Regions from separate parts of the Mus musculus genome. Here region 1 is linked to region 2. A link is a loop called in an ENCODE intact Hi-C map of the cell type or tissue named here. Cell type or tissue: gastrocnemius. All regions are shown on one strand.

Evidence for each region. Hi-C counts contacts between places; a loop is a spot of excess contacts. Peaks named below come from ENCODE experiments on the same cell type or tissue, not always from the same donor. Only the 100,000 strongest peaks of a DNase experiment are listed, where the experiment ranks them.
Region 1: a loop joins it to region 2, with 1.9 times the contacts of the local background. A loop is called at or near these places in 2 of 42 quality-filtered maps.

What each region holds. Positions count from the first base shown.
Region 1 is chr15:59,794,051-59,798,050 of GRCm38, reverse strand. It overlaps Gm19510 (predicted gene, 19510), which reads left to right and starts at 3,092. Exons shown (of 4, transcript NR_045076.1): 1 at 3,092-3,404. In gastrocnemius, no CTCF peak of the experiment used is centred here; a DNase peak (open chromatin) is centred at 2,194; H3K4me3 peaks cover 312 bases; H3K27ac peaks cover 2,108 bases.
Region 2 is chr15:59,678,973-59,682,972 of GRCm38, reverse strand. No RefSeq gene overlaps it. Among named protein-coding and RNA genes, the nearest start is that of Trib1, 32 kb to the right of the region's middle. In gastrocnemius, a CTCF peak has its summit at 2,094; DNase peaks (open chromatin) are centred at 7, 2,188 and 2,442; H3K4me3 peaks cover 1,425 bases; H3K27ac peaks cover 3,774 bases.

The DNA.
Region 1 (4,000 bases), 120 kb before region 2:
TGTGAGTAAACACCATGGGAATTCTCCCCCCACCGTGACTTCCCCACCGTAAGGAATCCTCCAACTCTTATGTTACGTCTTATGAGGTAATTGCTCATAGCGACAAGAAAAGTTAGTAATATGTCATGTTCCAGTGTTATAACCCATAAAATATTAACCACAACAGTATTTTCTTTATAGCATTGTAACACAGATCAAATCCGTTGATGTGTGTGACGCATACAGAATAGTCTCTAGACTATATTACACTGCATGTAGACCTTGGTTAACTTAATCACACAGAGGCCCCATCCTTCAGCACATCCCACAGGAGGTGACAAGCTTTCCGAAGGATCCACAGGGACAAGGCATCATTCCTGTCAGAAACAGGCTTGCAGACCCAGGCCTTGAAGGGCAAGGAGGCACTTCCCATTGAAGTGGGTGTGGCGGTGCAGGAATCAGTCATGGGCACAGGATGATTGGAGGTTGGAAGAGTGTGATGTGTCTGGGCCGGTCCAGATGAATGTTGCTGGAACCGGAAGTGGGAAGTGGGCCCCTACCCCTGCTTTCAGCAAACAGAGAGTCAGTGGTGGGTCCCAAATGCAAGGGGAGGTCAGAGAACTTACATAGATAACAAAAGAAAGAAGGAGATACTGATCCTGGGCTCTAGGCAGTCCCTGCTGAGCTTGGGATGTGGGAGTGCCTTCCGGAGAGGAGGAGTTCAATGGGATGAGGAAGGCCTGAGGCCTTTGCTGTGGGAGGTGAAGGAAGGATCTTCCAGTCTTTGAGAAGAAGAGAGTAAGCCCCTGGGAGAGCCGCTGATGGCCCAGCTGTAGGAACGTGTGCACAGGTGCCAAGGACTGGGAAATGGGAACAGGGAAGGAGGGGAGCAGAGAGGGCTCCAGGCCCAGGATTTGTATCATCATCCAAGATGTAATGGGCTGAGTAGAAAAACTTCTAGAAGGGCTAAGATAGTATTAAAGGTTATCTTTTAGAAAGAACCCTGATGAATTCCCTATCAGCAGAGAAAAGAATGCTGCTGGAAGAGGTTGGGGGTGGGGGTTGTTCCTGATAAGACCTCATCCATGACAATGGAAAGGACAAGCCAGCCACAATAGAAAAGAAGACAGGAAAGGGACAGCATGACAGGAAGGCATGATGGCCTGTGGACTGCCTGAGTTGATGGTGTCTGACAGACAGGGATGTCCAGGCAGAAGGCAGGTAACTCCGGTTGCTGGAAGAGACAGAATTCGACTACTTGGCCACTGGGATAGGAAAGAGTCTCTGGGATAAGGGTTATCATCAGAGGAGGAGGGCTCTGGCTTAGAGGTAGCAGCATGATGTTGGGGACCTCAGCAGGGATGATAAGGAGGAAAGCCAAGGCAGAAGGGCTACCCCCTAGGTAGTTTCGCTCCTCTGCCAAAGGCTCAGCCCCTGGCAGGAAGCCCCTCACAGCTTCACTTTCTAGGAGTTTGTTTGTTCCTTCATGTTTATTTCCATGGTACCAGGGACTGACCCCGGGTTCTTGTGCTTGGTAGGTAAGCATTCTACCACCAGGCTACTTTCCCTAGCCTTGAGTTTCTGGAGTCTAGCAAACACTCGGTCTTCAGGTTCAAAGCTAGTGTTAGTTTCCTGTTATCCCATCTAGTGTTAGTCCCATCTAGTGGAATATCCACACTTCTGTAAACCTTTCTTCCATTAAAGATGGAGGAAGGAAGGATAGATGGAAGGTAGGTAGAGGGGACAGATAAAGTCACAATGGAAATGGAAACAAGGCAGTCAAAGAGGCAGGAGAAGAACCGGGAGTCAAGGGAGAAATGAACTACATAGCCAGTGGACATATCCTTTAGTTTAAAGGGCGGCTTTGGGTTAACCACTGGAAGGTCAATGATGACCTCAGTGACAGTAGTTTCATATTATGAGGGAATCCATTAGTAGAGGTCAAGGAATGAGGCAGACATAGGGAAGTGAGATGCTTGTTTTATTCCTTTATTTCCTGTGACTTGGAAGCCATGGACATCTCTCCTCTGGGCCTATCAAAGCCCCAAGGCACCTGTCACAAGAACATCTGAGCTGTCTCTTGGTTTTAATAAGGAGCCCAGCTATTTCTGCCCAGCTACATTGGGTGTCACTACCTAGATCTGTCACTCTAGGGTGAGTCAGTTCAGCCTTGACCACACAGCACACACAGCACCAGCCAAGGAGGCATCACCCACACAGAGAAGAGCTATTTATAACCAGCCACAGAGCTGAGCATTTCCGGAGCTGTTGCTGGCGCGGTACTCCTGTCGACTCGGTCAGTCTCACAACAACCTGAGAGGCTGTGCTTTTCTGATCTCTGTTTCTAAAGCAAGAACCTGGAAAAGATGGGTGCCTGAAATAATTTGATATCTTCAGATCCAAATATCTCTTCTTGGCAAAGTCATGAGGGAAGGAGGCAGGAAGGAGAAAGCAGCTAACACTCTTGCTAGGTGTGTGATAGGTTTCAGGGACAGAAGTATTCTCTTACGGGGTTCTGACAGGAACAACACAAAGGAGCTCTATTTTATGGATGGTCCTTCTAAACTCCAAAGGACCATGGTCTTCCCAAATTAATGGCAGAGCACAAGGCTATACGATTTAAACTCAAGCATCCCAGTGACAAGCAAGTCCTCTTTCTCTCGTCTATTGAATCTCCTTGATAATTCACAACTCAAACTAAGGCCTGGGCAGATTAGAATATCCTGATTAAGGCTGATCTATAAGTGTGACCTCTGAAGGTTCAGAGGGACAAGTACTTTGGAATGAAGAAGGGAGGTCTTGTGATGGTCCCATCCCCGGGCTCAGGGGCTGAGTTCTGTGCTTTATAAGTGGGGATCAATGATGCTGCCACCTACTCTTTGTCTTTCCTGCTTCATTCAGTCCTGAGCTGATTTCCAAACCACCCAGAGAATGGCTGGGCTTCTTAGAAAATGAGTCAGTCCCAGGGCATGGAAAAGAAGCTGTTTGTCTTGTTTTCTGGGCCCAAGTAGAGGTCACCCTTGGGCAGCCCTGCAGGTTTCTCAGGTTTAGAGACGTCGGGACTTGTCTACTCTCCCTGGTCAGTGATTATATTGATCATCTGTGTGGAGCCATCACTCCAGGCTCAGCTTGCAGAGACAATGGATGCTCTACTTGGGATCCTCGATAGCACCCCGTGGTGATTTAAATACGCTTGGCTTGGGGAATGGCACTATTAGAAATTGCCATGTTGGAGTAGGTGTGGCCTTGTTGGAGGAAGTGAGTCCCTGAGGGGGTGGGTTTGGAGACCCTTCTCCATGTAGGAGTCAGTTTCTCTTGTTTGCCTTAGGAACAAGATGTAGAATTCTCAGCTTCTCCAGCACCATGCCTGCCTGGACACTGCCATGCTTCCTGCCGTGATGATAATTGACTGAATCTCTGAGCCGGTAAGCCAGCCCCAATTAAATGTTATCCTCTATAAGAGTTGCCTTGATCATGGTGTCTGTTCTCAGCAGTAAAATCCTAACTAAAACAGACCCTATCTCGTACCCGTGGTGACAGTGGGCCATACCTTAGTGTCTTTGACAATGGCATATACAACTCCCTTTCCTAACCAAATACCATGAGTGGCCTGTTCCCAGGAAAGGAATGGGAGTGGTATCTGCTTTACTACAAGGACTATCAAGACAGTCACTCCGGTGAGAATCTGAAGGCACCCAAGTACTTTCCATCAGCCACCATACACGCAGCTGGAGCAATGGGGACAGAACACTGAGTCAGATGAATGTGGGTTCCCATTCTGGTACCACTAGATTGCTATGTGACTTGGAGGGCTGTCGCCTGCCTGGCCTCATATATGAAATAGATTGCTTCCTCCAAGGTTAAACACAGACATGATAAGGTCTTTGAGGACTGTGCAAACACTGAAGACAATTGTGTGTGAGAAGATGCCCTACTCCATGTGTAGCTCCTGTATCCCACTTCTCTGTTGCCTCTTCCATGTGTGAGGTCACAGACCTCACACACACAGGCTCAGCATCTG
Region 2 (4,000 bases):
GGAGTCCAAGTCCAGATGGCAGGAGTCCAGTAATCCAAGATGGCTACAGCAGCAGAAAACGAAATTGATACATAATTTTCTAATACTGTAATGCACAAAAATAACAGGTCAAATGTGTAGGCTGACTCTAAGTAAACAGTGGTCCAACGGCAGCTTCAGTATCCCCCATTTCTATGTGATTTTAACCTTACACATTTTCATCCACAGCTGAGCCCATATGAAAGAAATCAATCCTGGGATGCAAGAAATAAAGAGAAAACTCGAATCCAGTGAAATGAAGACATGAAGCTAGCTGAAGACAGGAAATGTGGGGCCAGGTACATGCATGGCTAGCTTGGGAACAGAAGACACGGTCACAGAGCCTCAGGGCATGGAGCCCTGAAACTGAGACCTTTATAGAAAGTCAGGACTCTGACTGCTTCTCTTTTTTATTTATTTAATGTGCCTTGGTATTTTGACTGAATTCATCTATGTAAGGATGTCAGCCCCTGGAACTGGAGTAAAAGACAGTTGTGAGCTGCCATGTAGGTACTGGGAATTGAACTTGGGTCCTCTGGAAGAGTAGCCAGTGCTCCTAACCACTGAGCTATCTCCCCAGCCCCCAACTGCTTCTTAAAGGCACAATGAGAATAAGTGCACAGCTGAGGATGTGTCGAGACTGCCATTAGATGTTTTTAAAAGTCTGTTGTGGGGCTGGAGAAATGTCTTAGCAGTTAAGAGCACTGACTGCTCTTCCTGAGTTCAGATCCCAGCAACCACATGGTGGCTCACAACCATCTGTAATGGGATCCAATGCCTTCTGGTGTGTCTGAAGACAGCTACAGTGTACTCATATAAATAAAATAAATAAATATTTACAAAAAAAAATTTTTAATCTGCTGTATTTTGCCTGCACATACGTCGAGCCTCTTGCAGAGTCCAGAAGAGGAACTGGAGTTACAAGCAGGTGTGAGCTGCCATGTGGGTGCCAGGAATTGAACCCATGCCCTCTGGAAAATCAGCCACTGCTCTAAACCTCTTAGTTATCTCTCTGATTCCCATGGCACAAATATTAGACTGAAGCCCAACACTAGAAATGCAGAGACAGGTGGGTCTCTTATGATCTTATGAGTTTGAGGCCAGGCTGGTTTACACACTGAGTTCTAAGCCAGCCAGGGCTTATATAATGAACCACTGTGTCAAAAATACCAAAACAAAACAAAACAAAAAAAAAAAAAATCCCTCTTCCATGTTCCCTTATCTGTGCAGCAGCCAGAAGATGCCGCCCACATTTAGGGTCCACCTTCCCACTTCAAATAATCTAATCAAGAAAACCCTCACAGGAACACTTGGCACCTGGTCTTATTGATTCCAGACACAGTTAAGTTGAAAAACCAAGATTAGTCACCTCAAACTCTATACTTGACTTGGATACATTTTATTTATGTAAGTTCTATCATGAAAAATACTATTGCTGAGCCAGTGAGATGGTTCAGTGGGTAAAGACGCTTGTAACCAAATCCCCAGGACCCATAAAATGGAGGAAGACAATGGACTCCCACAGAGTGTTCTCTGACTTCTACGTGCGCACACACGCGCTCAAGCACACGCTCGAATAAAATGTAAATAAAACCCTCAATTAAAATAAAATTGATAATACAAATACCATAAAAATCAAAAATGGAAAAAGAAAGGCTTGGCTTGAAGATGAAAAACGGGGACAAAGTTAATTTAGAAGGCTCAGAGCAGTCACTTGATCAAGAGGAACCTCATACTGGACTCCAGGCTTCCCAGAAACCAAAGCGAAAAGAGGAAAAGAAATATGCACATCTTCCATGTCCATAAGAGTGAGAAAGGGGAAAAAAATCAGTGTTGGTAAAATAAAATCCACTCATAGAGAAAAGTTACCTTTTGAGTTTTATGTGGAACCCAGAGAAGGAAGTGACTCATTCGGCTGAAAACCAGGAAATGCTACAAAGGGAGAAAGAAAAGAAAAGGAAAAAAATAGCCCTTGCTGCTCTGGGAAGGCTGGATAAACGGGGGTGGGCTCAGCCTTGGAGTGGGAAATGCCGGCTTAACTCATTTCCTAGCCGCCCTGCAGCTCCACAGAGGCACCGCAAGAGGTCAAGGTCTCAGTAAGCAGGAAGGAGGCTGGGGCTGAGTGCCTCGGGCTGTTTCTACAGAGCCCGAGGACAGGATGGTCACTCCAGGGCAAGCCGTTCACGGTTCACCAGTGTCCATAGACCCATGCAGCCTGGGTCAAACCTCAGCTGTGTCCTGTTCCGGAATGTCCCAGAGACATCCAGCCTGTCGTTACTGGTCAGTGGGTAGGAGAGGGAAGCTGGTCCCCCAGGGCTGGCAAGAGAATCTGTAACCCAGGCAGACCAGGTTAGGATTTCTGAATCCTGGTTCCTTCGAGTCCCAATCAGCTGAGGGCTGCCCCTGCCCACAGGGTGACCTCTTCTCGAGCCGAACCGGAGGTTTCCTGGTCTTGGTGAACTGCCCACACTCGGGAATGCGCTACTCCGGAGACGGAGCCTGTGTGTCAGCTCTTTTCCCACATTCAGGGTTTACAGCTGACAGAAGTGTGTTTCAACAGGATTTGCTGAGAGAAGATGAGGCCATAATCCAGGAAACTGCCCTGATAAATCACCCATAAACTAACCCGTGTGCTAACGGAGCATTCTGGAACGTTCTTCATTTGGAACGGGAAGTGTTGGGATTTAAACAAGACTAAAGCGGAAAAGGTTGCACCAGAGGGAAGAGCAGCGATGAGCTGCTGTGAGGATACCACACCCCACATTTGCTTTTTCCTTAGTTCACAAAACCATTCCACACCTGTCCCCCAAACCCCAGGGCTCACTGGGGGGTGAGAGTCACAATGCTGTTCTCTGGCAATTCATCCTATGATGTCACATCTCATTTGATCCCAGAAGGAAAGCTCTGAGACCCGACTTCTTAGAGAGGAATTAATAGCTTTTTGCTAGAGTTCTCTTGGGGAGATCCTAGAAGCTCACTCTGACAGGGCACCAGCCCCTTTGCTCTCATCTCTGTACCCTTGCCCTTCTAATCCTTCTTGCCTGGGACAGTGGGTTTCCAAAGTGACAACAGAACTGTCCCAAGCAAGGCTCTGTCCCCAGCCTATGAACTGTAGGCTTTCCTCGTATGCTGTAGGTTAGCAGGCCTGGAACAGATTCTATAGAAGGCCTTGTTCCTTCAAGTCTGTGTTTGACACAGTGCCCTCCAGGTGGGGCCTGCAGCTCTCCAGACTGAGCAAGAAGATCAGGGTGCCCACTGTTCACCCATTGGAGTGCCAGCTCTGTCAGGGATATATTAGGTGCCAGGGAAGTTCTTAGAGATCCTCGCCATAGCTGTGCTCATATAGAACTCTGAGGTTTCCAAGAACTGTCAGTCAAGCCTCCCACAGCAACTCAAGACAGACTCTAAACTCTGTGTGGACAGGGAAACTGAGATGTAGAAAGAGCTACCGGTCACAGGGCAAACAGCAGTCAAACTAGCCAGGAGTTCGGGCTATCAGTCTGGAAAGGCAGGCAACCCTACAACCCTCCTCCACTCGTCTCCTCGACCTCTAGAGTTGTTTCCTACCCTGCTACATGGCTCAGGCTTCTAGAACAAGGCCCCAGGGCCACACCGTGAGGATTTGTGGTTCGGCTACTTACTGGTTAAACAGTCGTGGGTGGATTACTTAACTGTGTACCAAAGTTTCCTCATCTATAGCACTGATACTGGCACAAGCCATACACACGGCATGTCAGAGACAGGAGCTAGGAAGAAGTATGACCCCAAAGGCCACACCCTGTGTGCCTTACTCAGTGTTCAAATGTAGGGCAGATGCTTCGTAGATCTGAGGCTTCCTCTTGGCCAATGAAAGCTTATTGAAGACAGAGGTGGTTGCTGGTGACACAGGCCTGTGGAGAGCTGAATACTACTGGGTTGTTCATTTTAGAGTGGTTGATTTGGAAAGAGGACAGAGCTCAATCAGTAGAGTGCTTGCTCAACA